Linked DNA regions of Homo sapiens: region 2 is linked to region 1. The links are chromatin loops, found by intact Hi-C in ENCODE. Cell type or tissue: sigmoid colon. All regions are shown on one strand. Links, peaks and the distances in the headings refer to the core of each region. The heading gives the core; the rest is flanking DNA.

What was found. Hi-C counts contacts between places; a loop is a spot of excess contacts. Peaks named below come from ENCODE experiments on the same cell type or tissue, not always from the same donor. Only the 100,000 strongest peaks of a DNase experiment are listed, where the experiment ranks them.
Region 2: it touches region 1 in a loop (2.5-fold over the local background); 2 of 110 quality-filtered maps call a loop at or near these places.

Annotation. Positions count from the first base shown.
Region 1 is chr10:22,017,687-22,026,027 of GRCh38, reverse strand. No RefSeq gene overlaps it. Among named protein-coding and RNA genes, the nearest start is that of DNAJC1, 18 kb to the right of the region's middle. RefSeq lists an enhancer at 3,214-3,647. In sigmoid colon, for the core only: no CTCF peak of the experiment used is centred there; a DNase peak (open chromatin) is centred at 3,587.
Region 2 is chr10:22,082,527-22,090,867 of GRCh38, reverse strand. No RefSeq gene overlaps it. Among named protein-coding and RNA genes, the nearest start is that of DNAJC1, 83 kb to the right of the region's middle. In sigmoid colon, for the core only: no CTCF peak of the experiment used is centred there; a DNase peak (open chromatin) is centred at 4,017.

The DNA.
Region 1 (8,341 bases), core at 225-8,224:
GCTGGGGAGTTGGGTTGAGAAGAATAGGACATGATAGCTAAATGGTACAGGACTTTTTTTGGAGGTGATGAAAATGTTCTAAAATTAATTGTGATGGTTACACAACTCCATGACTACACTAAATACTATTGGATTGTATACTTTAAATGGATGAATTGTATGGCATATGAATTATATCTCAATAAAGCTATTACCAAAAAGGGGGAAAAGGACTAAAATACAAAACTCTTAGAAGGAAACATAGGCATAAATCTTTATGACCTTGGATTAGGCTATGGGTTCCAGAAACACAGCAACAAAAAAACACATAAATTGTACTTCATCATAACTAAAATCTTTTGTGCTTCAAAGGGTACCATCAAGAAAGTGAAAAAACACCCACAGAATAAAGAAAATATTTGTATGTCTCAGATGAGGAAATTATGTTCGGAATATATAAAGAATTCTTATAACTCATTAATAAAAAGACTACTCAATTTAAAATAAGCAAATGATTTAAGTAGACATTTTTCCAAAGAAGATATGCAAATATATAATAAGCACGTGAAAAGATGCTTAGTGGCATAGTCACTAGGAAAATGCAATTAAAACCAAAATGAGATACCACTTCACACCCACTAGGATAGCTATAATTTTAAAAAACAGAAGATAATAAGTGTTGGTGAGGCTATAAAATGGGAACCCTCATATATTGCTGGTAGAGAAGTGGAATGATACAACCACTTGGAAAACAGCTTGGCGATTCCTTAGAAACTTAAACATAGAGTTATTAAATGACCCAGAAATTTAACTGATAGCTATGTATGTGTCTTGGTTCACTTGTGCTGTTATAACGGAATACCACAGACTGGGTAATTTATAAAGAAAATAAGTTCATTTTTTGACAATTCTGGAGGCTGGGAAGTCTAAGCTCATGACACCAGCAGATTTGGTTATCTGGTAAGGGCTGCATCCTCTGGAGGGGAGGAACACTATGTTCTTACATCACGGAAGGCTAAAAGACAAGAGAGCCCAAGGCTGTGTGAAGCCTCTTGTATAAGAGCCTTAATCTCATTCACTAGGGAGAGGTCCTCATGGTTCATGGTCTAACCACCTCTTAAAGGCCCCATATCTTAATACTATCACATTGGCAACTCCTGCATTTTGGAGCGGACACATTCAAACCCTAGCAGTTATGTTTTGGTGTTAAAACGTACCATGACTCACATTTTAACCAGCCAGATGTTAGGGGGATAGGGGAGTTTACGAATGATATATCATGAGATCCAGAGGTCACAGCAGAAGAGTCTGGGAAGACAGAAAAGGGTGGGAAGACAGGTCAAATTAGTAGATGTATGATTAATTCAATAGTTATTCTTCTCACCATTTCAGACATTTCAGTGGGGAAAATTTAAATGTTCAACCAGTGATGTTAGAAAGATGTATGAATCAACCGGGGCTGATATGGTTGGTGAGGAAGGGTCTCCCCTGAAGGCGGGAAGCACCTTCCTGAGAAGCAGCAGATCCCTTTTTCTATGGGAACAGCCCATCCTGGTTGACCATATACTGAACTGAGCACAGTAGGAGAATTAAAAGTTAGTATGTGTTAGAAGGAAGCCCTCTATCCTCCTCTTCATATTTTCAAAGAAAGGAGAAAATGTCCACTCAGTAAGAGAGAGAAATATGGGAGGAACCTTCAAGGTTTTCTCTGTCCCTTCACTCACTTCTCCCCAAACCTGGGAAGTAATTTATTTTTGAAAGGACAGAGCATGTGTGGTCCAGTCTTCTCTAAATTTTCTTTGTTGATGAAGGTCAACTACTCCTTGCCCACCTTTCCTGAACCTTTCCAAGGTCAGCAGAGTCCTGTAGAGAAGGGGACTTTTTAGGGATACTGATAATGGCTATAGCTCAGATTGTAATCTTCAGTTAAGTCTTATCAGTAATAAAGCTGGTATTTTTATGTCAGTATGCTTGATTCTAGCATCTATTTCTTATTTGGTTTTGAGCTAAGAGGGAGAACAAAGGTTTATTACTTAATGGCCTGTAAAATTCCCCAAAACTCTTAACAATAGAAAGCCAGATCAATCAGAAGGACAGAGAACACTTGAGTTATTATCTTCTGTCGCTGCTAGAGGTAATGGGAGCTAAGAGGTGAGCAAAGGGCATAATCAGGTGCTGTTATTGGTGCTCTGTTGGGCATCACGAATATGTACAAGGCTCCAGGAAGGTTCTTTGTTCCCCCGAGAGTCATATCTCCTGGGTCAGTAAGATAGAGACTGTCATTTCTTCCGAAGAGTGATGGGGTTGTGGCATGTGACTGAAATATAAATACCAGATTCAGTTAACTTCCCTTCCACTTACTCAACACACATTTGTTGAGCACACATCAGGCACTCATTGCATTGTACAAGGTGCTGGAGATGTGAAGCTGAACATGACAGACAGAGGATCTTGTTCCTTATAGACCTTTCCATCTGCAATGGAAAGCTCTTTGCCTCCTGATACAGCATTTTGCCTCCAAAGTGCAGACTGTTTATCCCTCTTAGGCTTCAGACACCCGGGACCTGGAGGAGGAGACAATCCTCTTTGCTCCCCAAATGCTGTCTCCAGGCTTTATGACTCCTACTGTCCTTCAAAGTTCACATCAACAAACTTTCCATCTGCTGCCCCTCTGTTGCTGGCATCTATCTGTCTTGATCCTCCCCCTCAATCACTGATGACTTTCACACTGGGCCCACTCTCTTCCACGTCTACTCCTGTCTTCATTTTCTGATGACTCCAATGGCCTTGTGGATAATCCATCTGAGACAGGGTGCATCTCTAATTTCCTGAGTGTTTTCTGTGTATTTATCTCCTCTTTTTGCTCTCTCTAAAAGCCTGAAGGCAGTTTTCCTCTATCCCAGCACACAATGAAGAAGCAAAAACTCACATATGCCTCTGCTGTGAATATGAGACAAAAAGACTCTGACACAGGCTTACCTAGAAAGAGAGGGTAATGGAAATGGTTTGCAAAGAAGAGGAAAGCCTAGAAAGAACAGAGTTCTTGAAATGAAAGGGGGCGGGGCGGGGGAGGGCAAGACAGACTCACAGTGGCAAGAACCAGGAAGTGGAGTAGACAGGACTCAGTGCCGAACAAGCATCAAGCGGGAAGGAAGCTCCCACCCACTGGGGACATCCCGTTGTTTCTGGACATTTACTAATGTCCTTGATCAGAAGGTGGAGAACTTGGTCATCTTGTGTAGGGATAGAGGCATGGAGCAAAAACCACATCTCTGGCCAAGGTGGAACTGTGGAGGATCAGATTAGACTGTCCTAAGCCCTGTGCTGCAGTGACATAGCCCCACTGCCACACATTTGTACCATGGCCTCTCAGTCCCTTGACTTCTTGCCTCCAAATATCTCTTCCTTAACCCACTTCAGATACCCACTGTTATGACAACGACCTTTTCATCAACAAGGACCCAACCCTGTCTGCACCCTAATATTCTCTTTCTACCTTTCACCAATGCACGCTTTGCAACCCTCATTAACTTCCTTCTTGTCTCTCTCCTCCGCTGTACTTTGGCAAAGCCCCAATCTGGTTAAGACCAACCATCTGTCTGTGCTGTGCCTGTCCCTGAGTAGCCAAGTGTTGCTGAAGAAAAACACATGGCCCTGCTGAACAGTCTCACTATAAATCTGTAACTGCAGATCTCAAAGGGTACTCAGTACTTCCCAGGATCCTCTTACATCCCTGAAATATTTCCTCTTCCAACTCCAAGCTGGGTATGTAATACCTTCTTTCCCATCAGGTAACCTATGTACAGTTCTCCTTCCTTCACCTCACTTCATCAGACAAGACCCTCTTCAACCCTCCTTCACCAAAGTCACTGTATTACCTGCCCACACCCCACCCCGCTCCTCTCTCTGCCATCTCCTCCCAGTGGCTCTGGACCCTGTCCTCTTTCTTGTGCTCAAGAACTCTGCTTCTACAGTTCCTCTAGATTTTTCCTGCCAGCATCCAAACATGCTGTAATCTGCCATAATAAAACAACAATAACAGGTCAGGTGAGGTGACTCATGCCTGTAATCCCAGCACTTTGGGAGGCTGAGGCGGGCAGATCATTTGAGGTCAGGAGTTTGAAACCAGCCTGGCCAATATGGTGAAACCATGTCTCTACTTAAAAATACAAAAATTAGCTGGGCGTGGTGGCAGGTGCCTGTCATCCCAGCTACTCCCAGCTACTCTGGAGGCTGACAGGAGAATTGCTTTAACCTGGGGAGGCGGAGGTTGCAGTGAGCTGAGATCATGCCACTGCACTCCAGCCTGGGCGACAGAGCGAGATTCAGTCTCAAAAAATAAATAAATAAACAAAACAACAACAACATCTAATTTAGCATCATGGCACCTTTCAAATTCCCCTCTCATTCCTGTGCTCCCTTTCAAAGCACAGCATTTTGAAGGCAGTGATATAATTACTGTTTCCACTTCTTCCTGTCATACCTTGTCTTCAATCCACTCCATCCAGTTTCCGTCCATATCACACCATGGAGATCACTCTTGCCGAGGTCTCTGCTGTCCTTTATGTTGCCAACCCCAGGATCCCATCTCTGCACTTATTATTTTTAAATTTTTGATTTTTAATTTATTAGAGACAGGGTCTCACTCTATTGCCCAGTCTGGAGTGCAGTGGTGCAATCATAGCTCACTGCAACCTTGAACTCCTGGGCTTCAGTGATCCTCTCACCTCAGCCTCCCAAGTAGCTGGGACTACAGGCCTGTGCCACCACACCTGGCTAATTTTGTATTTTTTGTAGAGATGAGGTTTTGCCATGTCATCCAGGCTGGTCTCCAACTCCTGGGCTCCAGCAATCCTCCAGTCTCGGCCTCCCAAAGTCCTGGGATTACAGGCTTCAGCCACCACACCTGGTACTGCATTTAACTTACTCTCCTGCAAACAGCATTGTACACAGTGAACTACTCTATCTCCCCTTCTTCCTTTTGCTTCCAAGGCACACACTGTTTTTGTTATTCTCAGACCTTGCTCACTATACCTTGTCAGTCTTTGTTGGCCTCTCTTTTCTTCCTTTCCTTTAAACAAATGGTCCCTCCAAAAGGGCACAGTCCGAGAAGAAAACATTAGAGCTTCTATTTTTTTCTCTGAAAAAAATAAAGAATTAAGCTTTATGTAATATGTAATACACATTTTATGCTGATGCCCTTTCTTGATTAAGATTTCAGAGAACTACAAATCACATATGCCACACAGGGCATGCTGAGGGAAGAGTGGATTTTCCACAATCAGAGTGGTTACAATGGTATACTGTAGTTTCTGAGTGCACAGTTGCATGGATTTATGGATTACATATTTTTTAATTTTTTTATTGTGATAAAATATACATAATGTGGAGTACCATTTTAGGTAATTTTTTTTTTTTTTGAGATGGAGTTTCGCTCTTGTTGCCCAGGCTGGAGTGCAATGGTGCAGTCTCGGCTCACCGTAACCTCTGCCTCTCCGGTTCAAACGATTCTCCTGCCTCAGCCTCGTGAGTAGCTAGGATTACAGTCACGCACCATGGTGCCCGGCTAATATTGTATTTTTAGTAGAGACAAGGTTTCTCCATATTGGTCAGGCTGTTCTCAAACTCCCAATCTCAGGTGATCTGCCTGACTCGGCCTCCCAGAGTGCTGAGATTACAGGCATGAGCCACCGTGCCCAGCCTTTTAGGCATTTTTAAGTATACAGTTCAGTGGCATTAAGCACATTCACATTGTTGTTTGACCACACTACCATCCATCTCCAAAACTCTTTTATCTTATCCAACTGTATCAATTAAACACTAACTCTCCATTCTCCTTTCGCCCAACCCCCTGGCAACCACCATTTTACATTCTGTCTCTATGAATTTGACTACTCTAGGTACCTGTATGGTGTACAAATCATACAGTATTTGTATTTTTGTGCGACTTATTTCACTTAGCATAATGTCTTCAAGGTTCATCTATGTTGTAGTATGTGTCAGAATTTCATTTCTTTTTGAGGCTGAATGATATTCAACTTTATGTATATGCCACATTTTGTTTATCCATTCATCCATCAGTAGACATTTGGATTTCTTCCACTAATTGGTTATTGTGAATAATTGTGCTATGTAAATGGGTATACAAATATCTGTTTTAGTCCTTGCTTTAAGTTCTTTTGGGTGTAGACCCAGGAGTGGAATTGCTAGATCATTTGTTAATTCTGTGTTGAATGAAGAACTGCTATACCATTTCCTACAGCAGTTGAACCATTTTACATTCCCACCAGTAATGCATAAAGGTTCCAGTGTCTCCACATTCTCACAGTACTTCTATTTTCCTTTTCATTTTGTTTATAACAGGCATACCAATGGGTGCAAAGGGATTTCTCATTGCAGTTTTGATTTGCATTTCCCTAATGATAAGTGATGCTGGACATCTTTTCATGTGCTTGTGGCCATCTATATATCTTCTTTGAAGAAATATCCGTTCAAATCCTTAGCCCATTTTGGGGGTTGTTTTTGCTGTTGTTGTTGTAGAATTGCTCTTTATATATTCTGGATATTAATCCCTCCCTTATCAGGTATATGATTTGCCTTTTCACTTTGTTGATGGTAACCTTTAATGCACAAAAGGTTTTAATTTTGATAAATTCCAATTTACCTATTTTTCTCCTTTGTTGCCTGTACTATTGGTGTCATGTCCAAGAAATAATTGCCAAATCCCTCTGTATTTTAAGAGTTACAGTTTTAGCTATTATGTTTAGATCTTTGATTCATTTTTGAGATTGAGTCTCGCTCTGTCGCCCAGGTTGGAGTGCAGTGGGGCGATCTCAGCCCCCTGCAACCTGTGCCTCCCGGGTTCAAGTGATTCTTGTGCCTCAGTCTCCTGAGTAGCTGGGATTATGGGCGCACACCACCATGCCAGGATAACGGGATAATTTTTGTATTTTTGGTAGAGACGGGGTTTCACCATGTTGGCCAGGCTGGTCTAGAACTCCTGACCTCAGGTGATCCATCTGCCTCAATCTCCCAAAGTGCTGGGATTACATGTGTGAGCCACCATGCCCAGCTGATTCATTTTAAGCTAATATTTTATGTGATGTGAAGGAAGGGGTTAACTTTATGATTTTGCATGTAGATATCCAGTTTTCCCTGCACTATTTGTTGAAGACTGTTCTTCTCCCATTGAATGGTCTTAGCACCCTTGTGGAATATCATTTGACCATATGGTATATGAGAAGGGTTATTTCTGGCACCATTTGACAATATGGTACATGGGAAGGGTTATTTCATATACTGTAAGGTATATGAGAAGGGTTATTTCTCTCTTTTATTCCATTGGTCTATATGTCCGTCCTTATGCCAGTACCACACTGTTTTGATTACTGTAGCTTTGTAGTAAATTTTGAAATCAGGAATTGTGAGTCCTCCAACTCTGTTCTTTTTAAAGATTGTTTTGGCTATTTGAAGTCCTTTGAGATTCCACATGAATTTTAGTATGGATTTTTCTCCTTTTGCAAAAATCACTGGTGGGATTTTGATAGGGATTACATTGCCTCTGTAGATCACATTGAATAGTATTGACATCTTCATGATATTGTCTTCCAATCCATGAACACAGGATGTCTTTCCATTTATTAGTGTTGTCTTTCATTTCTTTCAGCAATGTTTTATAGTTTTTATAGTTCTTTTCCCTTGGCTTGGTTAAGTTTATTCCTAAATTTTTTATTGTTATTGATGCTATTGAAAATAGAGCTGTTTTATAAATTTCCTTTTTAGGTTTTTTATTGTTAGTATATAGAAACACAACTGATTTTCGTGTGATTATTTTGTATCCTGCAACTTTGCTGAATTTACTAGTTCTAATAGAGTGTGTGTGTGTGTGTGTGTGTGTGTGTATCTGTAATCTTTAGCCTTGCATTTACCTTTGATTTTTCCCTTTCTCTCTTGCCTATATATGCAAATAACCACCAGCTCATTTCAGTTTGTTTTGATTTCACAGTGTTTCTGATCTTTGACTCTCTTTAGTCTCCTTGCAATCCAATGTGATCAAATGACATTTGTATCCAGAATGTCTGGGATGGTGTGTGAAGAATTCATTTTCTAAAATAGTCATTTTATCTTGCTTTCCCACTCAAAACTCTAGGAGTTTCATGTAACAGTAGAGCTTCCAGTCTACTCCCCCCCTCATCTCAGAGGTAGCACTAGTAGTTAAAAGCTTAGGCTCTGGGGTCAGGAGGACCTGGTGGAGGTGGAGATGCTGCTTACTAGCTGTGTAGCCATAGTTAAGTTTCTCAGACCTGCTCATTCTTTTTTCAGCTGGAAACTGGTGATCATAATAATAACTCCCTTGTAGGGT
Region 2 (8,341 bases), core at 174-8,173, 65 kb before region 1:
TCCTGGATAGTATCCGGAAGAGTGCTTTACAACTTGGTTCCATTCTCCCGTCACTTTCAGGTACACCAATCAAATGTAGATTTGGTCTTTTCACATAGTCTCATATTTCTTGGAGGCTTTGTTCATTTCTTTTTTACTCTTTTTTCTCTAAACTTGTCTTCTTGCTTTATTTCATTAATTTGATCTGCGATCACTTATATCCTTTCTTCCACTTGACCGAATCAGCTATCGAAGCTTGTGCATGCATCACAAAGTTCTCGTGCCATGGTTTTTCAGCTCCTTCAGGTCATTTAAGGTCTTCTCTACACTGTTTATTCTAATTAGCTATTTGTCTGACCTTTTTGCAAGGTTTTTAGCTTCCTTGAGATGGCTTAGAACAGTCTCCCTTAGCTCTGAGAAGTTTATTATTACCGACCTTCTGAAGCCTACTTCTGTCAACTCATCAAAGTCATTCAGCCTCCAGCTTTTTGCCATTGCTGGCGAGGAGCTGTGATCCTTTGGAGGAGAAGACGTGCTCTGGTTTTTAGAATTTTCAGCTTTTCTGCTCTGATTTCTCCCCATTTTTGTGGTTTTATCTACCTCTGGTCTTTGATGTTGGTGACCTACAGATGGGGTTTTGATGTCAATGTCCTTTTTATTGATGTTGACGCTATTCCTTTCTGTTTGTTAGTTTTCCTTCTGTCAGGTCCTTTAGCTGCAGGTCTGTTGGAGTTTGCTGGAGGTCCACTCCAGACGCTGTTTGCCTGGGTATCACCAGCGGAGGCTGCAGAACAGCAAATATTGCTTAACAGCAAATATTCCTACCTGATCCTTTCTCTGGAAGCTTCTTCCCAGAGGGGCACCCACCTGTATGAGGTGTCTGTCAGCCCCTGCTGGGAGGTGTCTCCCAGTTAGGCTACATGGGGTCAGGGACTCACTTGAGGAGGCTGTCTGTCTGTTCTCAGAGCTCAAACACCATGCTGGGAGAACCACTGCTCTCTTCGGAGCTGTCAGACAGGGATGTTTAAATCTGCAGAAGTTTCTGCTGCCTTTTGTTCAGCTATGCCCTGCCCACAGAGGTGGCATCTATAGATGCAGTAGGCCTTGCTGAGCTGTGGTGGGCTCCACCCAGTTCGAGCCTCCTGGCTGCTTTGTTTACCTACTCAAGCCTCAGTAATGGTAGACACCCCTCCCCCAGGCTGCTGCCTTGCAGGGCGATCTCAGACTGCTGTGCTAGCAGTGAGCAAGGCATCGTGGGCCTGGGGCCCCCCAAGCCAGGCACAGGAGAGAATCTCCTGGTCTGCAGGTTGCTAAGACCATGAGAAAAGCACAGTATTTGGGTGTGAGTGTCCCGTTTTTCCAGGTACAGTCTGTCACATCACAGCTTCCCCTGGCTAGGAAAGGGAAATCCCCCGACCCCTTGCATTTCCGGGTGAGGCGATGCCCCACCCTGCTTCAGCTCACCTTCTGTGGACTGCACCCACTGTCCAACCAGTCCCAATGAGATGAACCAGGTACCTCAGTTGGAAATGCAGAAATTACCCGTCTTCTGCATCGATCACACTGGGAGTTGCAGACTGGAGCTGTTCTTATTTGGCCATCTTGGAACAGGGATCCTGAATTTTAAATACATAATGTTGAGCAACAGAAATGCAGACAGAAAAGAGTATATACTGTGTGACTTTGTTTTCACAATGTTTAAACACTTGCAAAACACTATTGATAAAGATGATTATCTTTAGGGATACAGTACTGATTGAGAAGGAACCCCCAAGGAGTTAGCTTGATTTGGGTAGCAGTTAGCAGTTACATGTTTGTAGACATAAGTAAAATTTATTTGCACTGACTTATGATTTGTATATCACTTAATGTATGCAAGCTAAACCTGAATTAAAAGGAAAAAAGGGCCAAGTGTGGTGGCTGACGCCTGTAATCGCAGCACTTTGGGAGGCCAAGGAAGGTGGATCACTTGAGGTCAGGAGTTCGAGACCAGCCTGGGCAACATGTTGAAACTCCGTCTCTACTAAAAATACAAAAATCAGCTTGGTGGGCTGGCACCTTTAGTTCCAGTTACTCAGGAGGCTGAGGCAGGAGAATTGCTTGGACCCAGGAGGTGCAGGTTGCAGTGAGCCAAGATTGTGTCCCTGCACTCCAGCCTGGGCAAAAAAGAGAGACCCTGTCTCAAAAAAAGAAAAAAATGAAAGCGCTAAGTGTATTATTTAAAGTTATACTGTCAACCCTTAGAACAACTTTTAAAAAGTGAGAAGAAAAAGAGCCACTTATCAGGACCGACTTGGGAAATAAAAATTTTACTTTTTATTTTATACTGCTCTATGAAATTTGCATTTTATTTGTTTATTAGTGGCTTTTGTATAGTACACAAATATTTCTTAATTTTGTAAGGTATCCTTTAAAAATTTTATAAATATTTTATATGTGTATTATGATTTATCATCTTTTATATTATCTTATACATTATTAAAAGTTCTTCCTAGAAGGGTGAATTTATGTTTTTCTTTTTCTACTTTTCTATAATGTATGACTTTCAGGTACATAACTTTGAAAAATGAGGGGTAAAAAGCTTCCTTTTTAAAAAAAGAAATAGGAAAAACCATTTAGAGAAATGTTGCCTACTCTTTCAAGTTAAAAAATATGTCTAGACCAATTTTAAACAAAATTGTCCAGAATTTTCAGAAGAATGGTGGTAGTAAATGGTGTGTTTTGTATGCGAAGACATTGCCTAATTTAGATTTAATGGTAAATTTGTTCATATTATGAGATACTAAAAAGGAAATCGTTTTATTTAGAGGAATAGGATTAAGATCACTTAATTTGATTTAATTTAGCAACTACTACCTTTATTACAAAATTAAGAGAATCTTGTTCTTTTCTTAACAAAAACTACGATTAAAAATTTTTTCCATTATATGAATTTTTAGGAAATTAAACTAAAAGAATAATATGTCACCTTTAGGAGTGCTGAAAAAGAAAATGGTTTTCAAATTTGGCAACCTCATCACTCCTATTGCTGCTTTCTGTATAAAATTCATTTTAAAGTATTTACTTTTTTTCTTTAATAAGGACTTCAGTGTATTTACAAGAGGAGAACTGATAAATGAATGAGGTGCATCATGATCACTCGTTTACTCAACTTAGCAGCTTGCTTTTCATTGTACTATTATAATGTAGAAACTCTTTTGATTTGCTTTGATTTTTTGTTACACACCTACACAGGTAAAGACTATTTGGAAAAGCTTTTAGGTGATGTTTCTTCAGTGTGGCTCAAGGCTAACCCCCCACAGAATCACCTGAAATGCCCCTTAACCGTACCCAGTGCTGGGCTGAACCTCAGAATTCCTTGGGGCACATTTGAGAAACTGCTGTGAGTCTTTATCCATGAAAATTTTAACCAGATACAAACTCAGGCCACGCAGATAGGGTAAAAGTGAAAGGATTTGAAGATTGTTTGGCCTGGTGTCAACTGGAAAAAGTGTATTCTACTCAAAGTCACTCATATTCAAATTTTTACAAGAACACCATGCTAAGCAAACCAAGCACATCTGCAGGCCCCAGGCAGACTATTGCTGCTGGAGGGGTAATGACTCACTGTAGATTGCCGATCAGTTTACTACCTTAAGTTGTTGGTTATCCAAGCACAGCTACTATTGTGACAGATGGATTCACAGATTTGCCATTAATTGATATTAATTAAACAACCTTTAGTAGTTTAATAAGAAATCAAAATGCAGAAAGAGAAAAAAAAGAAGAGAAGAGAGATTATCGAAGTGGAAGGACTATGGAGGCAAAAGACAATTTGTTAAAAAAGAGAAGAGTTGCTATTGATGAAAACCAAATTACAGCTTCAATCTAAAGATTTTCTTGTTGAAATAAAAGCACACAGTATATTTGTTTCTATGTAGAAATCCAGAGAAGACTCTTATAAAAACTGAAAATAGTAAACAGCTAGAAGGGCCCAGATGTTTGTTTAGGCTTTGCTGGTCTCCCAGGAGCCCGGCTCATATTTCAGCCCGAGAGCATGCAGCGTCCTTGGCCTGGGGCCACTGTTTGCCTCATAGTGAGACAAGCCAGGATCAGGGTTTGGCTTGACAAACATTTTGTTAACTTATAATTTATTTAGAGACATTAATTGAACCAGGATGATTAAAACTTTTTGAATTAACAGAGTTTAGGATGTGTAACTCAGCGTCTTTGCAGTTTTCCAATACACAGTTTTCTATATTGGAATTTAAAAATCTGATGTAAAATTTCAATACACCATTTTAGTTTATAGATGGACTTAGCTAAATTTAAGTAAAAATTATACAAGTTCTCTCTTGTGGTAACTTTAAACTACAAACCCTAACCTGGATTGTAAATACCTTCTAATCCCTTTTGGGAAAATTAAAAATATGTAGTAGTTCATGGCAGAGTTTTTACTTGAAAGAAAAATGTTTTTAGGATTCAACTTATTTTAAGAAATAATTTGCTCTCATTATAACTCTTTAACTAATTATACACTTCAATTAGTTATGTATATTTAACAGCAATACCAATAATCATACACTATATAACCTTATATTACAACACAGTTTATATATTTAATATTTTGTTCCTGTGCCCTGAGGCAATGATATCAAAGTTACAGGCTTAAAAATCAAATTAAAGGACGATTTCTGAGCTTCAATTTCTGACTCTGTCCTCTATAGATTCCAAGGCCACTCAGACAACTGCCTACTATTGTTGAAACCTTGAGGAGCCACTACATACCTAGACAGCATTGAGTTCTGAGGCAGAAGTTATGGGTTGAGAACATCACTGTTTGCAAAGTTAGGATTCAAAAGCTGTGAAAGAGGCTTGTCTTGTGGTGAGCTGGGCTGAAGACATAAATCCCATTGTGCCTCCAGAGAGGGGCACCAGCTGGCATCGGTAGACCCCTCTCTTCTAACATTGGCAGATAAACCTGAGTTCTCCACCCACTGAGGGATTTTAAACCTAAAGATATGAATCAGCCAAAAAGAGCACTCACATAATTCAGGAGGATGCTATAACTTGAAGGGGGCATGCTACCAGACAACCAAAGCAGTTGGCACCTAAGAAGCTGACTTCATTTAAGAAATCAAAGAGAACTTTAATAGTAATGTAGTGAGTGTTGAAGGACATAGCAGTAAAGCACAAAAGAAGTTTTCTGAAAGGACAGAACTTGACTGTGCTTTTTTTTTTTTTTTTTTTTGAGACAGAGTCTTGCTCTGTTGCCCAGGGTGAAGTGTAATGGCGCGATCTTGGCTCACTGCAACCTCTGCCTCCCGGTTTCAAGCAATTCTCCTGCCTCGACCTCCTGAGTAGGTGGGATTACAGGCGTGCACCACCATGCCTGGCAATTTTTGTATTTTTAGTAGAGATGGGTTTCACCATGTTGATCAGGCTGGTCTCAAACTTCTGACCTCAGGTGATCCACCCGCCTCGGCCACCCAAAGTGCTGGGATTACAGGTGTGAGCCACTGCGCTTGGGCTTAACTGTGCATTTTAAAGTTCAACAGGTGAATTGAAAAACAAAATGGTCACTGCTGAACACGCTGTCAGAGTTGTAGTAGACTGAATGGAGAACATATTCCATCACACAGAACAAATTCATGAGTCATGAAGAAAAGTTTACAAATTTTAGAAGTCCCAGAAGGAAAAGAATAAAGAAAGACTTGGGTCTTTGTATTGACAGCAATCTCTGAGATATGAACCAGAACAATGAAAAAAAGACAGTCATATCTTGGTGAAACTTCTATATTCCAGGGACAAAATCTTACAAGCTTCCAGTTGGAGAGAATGGGACTTTATAAGGGAGAAAGAATTAAACAAGTATCAGTCTTCTCACCTACAACACTGGAAGCTAGAAAATATCAAAACCACTTTTGGAGGGCAGTGAGAGATCCAAGAATCCTTTATACAGCCAAGTGATGGCAAAAGAAAAGGCATTTTTAACACACAAAGAGCTCTTAGGAAGATGGAGAACCATGTTCTTTTTCTGAGGAAACACCCCAAGGAACAACTGCAGACAAGCTGAAATCAAAGAATATCTCAAGATAGTAAAATAATAATAATAATAATAATAAAAGTACAAAGAATAAGACTGGGCATTGAATCTTGTGCTATCTCTAGTTAAATATAAGTGGATGGTGATTGTGTGTCTGAGAACTGCAGTGTAACCATTAAGTGGGGGTGCTTCTCACAGATGTTTCCACCGCATTTACCCTCTCCTTCCCACATCATCACTCTTCCCCTTCTTACAAGGGCAGCGTTACAAGTATGGTTGAGAATCCCCTGTCTAAAACCCTTCTCTGACCCCTTCCTCCCTCCCTCTGCAGACATTCCCATTTCTGCTGTTCCCATTCCACAGCAGAACTTCTCTTAGTTCCTGTCTCCTATTCTTCACCTCCCATTCTCTCATTCCTTTGCTGAAATTTCTCTTGTGAACGTCACTACTAACCTTCTTGTTACCAAAGCCAGTTGATATGGCTTGGATTTGTGTCCTCACCCAAATCTCATGTGGATTGAATCCCCAATGTTGGAGGAGGGGCCTGGTGAAAGGTGATTGGATCATTGGACAGATTTTCCCCTTGCTGTTCTTGTGAAAGTGAATGAATTCTCAGGAGATCTGGTTGTTGAAACGTGTGTAGCACTTCCCCCTTCTCTTGCTTCCTCCTGCTCCAGTCATGCTTCCCCTGCCTTCCATCATGATTGTAAGTTTCCTGAGGTTTCCCCAGCCATGCTTCCTGTACAGGCTGTGGAACCATGAGCTCTCTTTTCTTTATAAAATACCCAGTCTCAGGTATTTCTTTATCGCAGTGTGAGAACAGACTGATATGCCAGTGGTTATTTCTTTTTACCCATGTGTACTGCACCTCTCCACTTTTCTAACATTGTCGGATACCTCAGTTATCCATCCACTGAGGAATTACATAGCGAAGGATATAAATCAGCCAAGAAAAACCACTAATCATTTAGGAGGATGGTATAACTTGAAGGAGGCATGCTACCAGATAACCAAAGCAGTTGGCATCAAAGAAGCAGGATTAACTGAAGGAGTAAATGAGATCTGTAGGATTTGACATGGCTCTGGCCATGGACAGTTCCCTCTTTCTTAAAATGCTTTCTTCTCTTGCATTTCATGACATCACACTATTGACTTCAAGGTCTCCTTCCTTGTTAGCATGGAACAGGGCTAGCATACTGGTGTCTTTCTTGGTTTCCGCCACAGCAACTCTCTAAGCTCCTCCAATCCTATGGATTTAAATGCCATATATATGCCAATGATTTCCAAAATTTCTATCCCAACTCCTAACATCTCCATCAAGTTCTACATTCATATTCCTAATGACTTACATCTCTACTTGGTTATCCCAAGAAGAACACCCGATTTATCTATACAGAAAAAAGAAACACAAGAAAATGAAACAACCAAAATCTACTTCTTCTCTAGTCTTCTCCATTTATAGCACCACCATCCACCTAATTTATGAAGCCCCCAAATTAGGTAGTCACCTGTGATTTTTGTTTATCCCTTATTTCCCACATCCAACTCATCAAAAAGTTCTGTAGTCTCTACTGCCATCACAAGCCAGGATTCATTAATTTTTTCTATTTCCATTACTACCACCTTAGTTTAAGTAACCGCCCTCTCCTTAGGATGTTTGCAATGGCCTCAACTTTCTGCTTTCAATCTTCTGCAACTCCCCACCCCCGATCCATTTTCGACATGTCACCCAGGTATAAATCAGATATCACTTTTTTCCTACAAAAAATCTCTAATGAACAATCTAATTTTTCATCTCTAGGGCATTGGTTAGATACACTATGGCAATATCCACAGGATGATGTGCTCTGCAGTTGTAAGAGCAGTAGAGACTATTTCTACTGATGATCTACACTGATGTACAGTCTTGGTCCAGATTATTGTTTGGTGAACAAAGCAAGATGGAGAAAAATGTGGATAGTGTGCTACTATTTATGTAAAAATTGGCCAGGTATAGTGGCTCATGCCTATAATCCCAGCACTTTGGGAGGCTGAGGCAGGTGGATTGCTTGAGCTCAGGTGTTTAAGATCAGCCTGAGCAACATGGTGAAACCCTGTCTCTACCACAAATACAAGCCTGGCATGCACCTGTGGTCCCAGCTACTCGGGAGGCTGAGGTGGGAGGATTGCTTGAGCCTGGGAGGCAGAGGTTGCAGTGAGCCGAGATCACGCCACTGCACTCCAGCCTGGGTGACAGGAGACTCAACCTCAAAAAAAAAAAAAAAAAAAAAGATAGTAAAAAATTATCAATTGCCTATTTTCTTCCATTTTAAACATTTTTAGTATATGAATTACAGC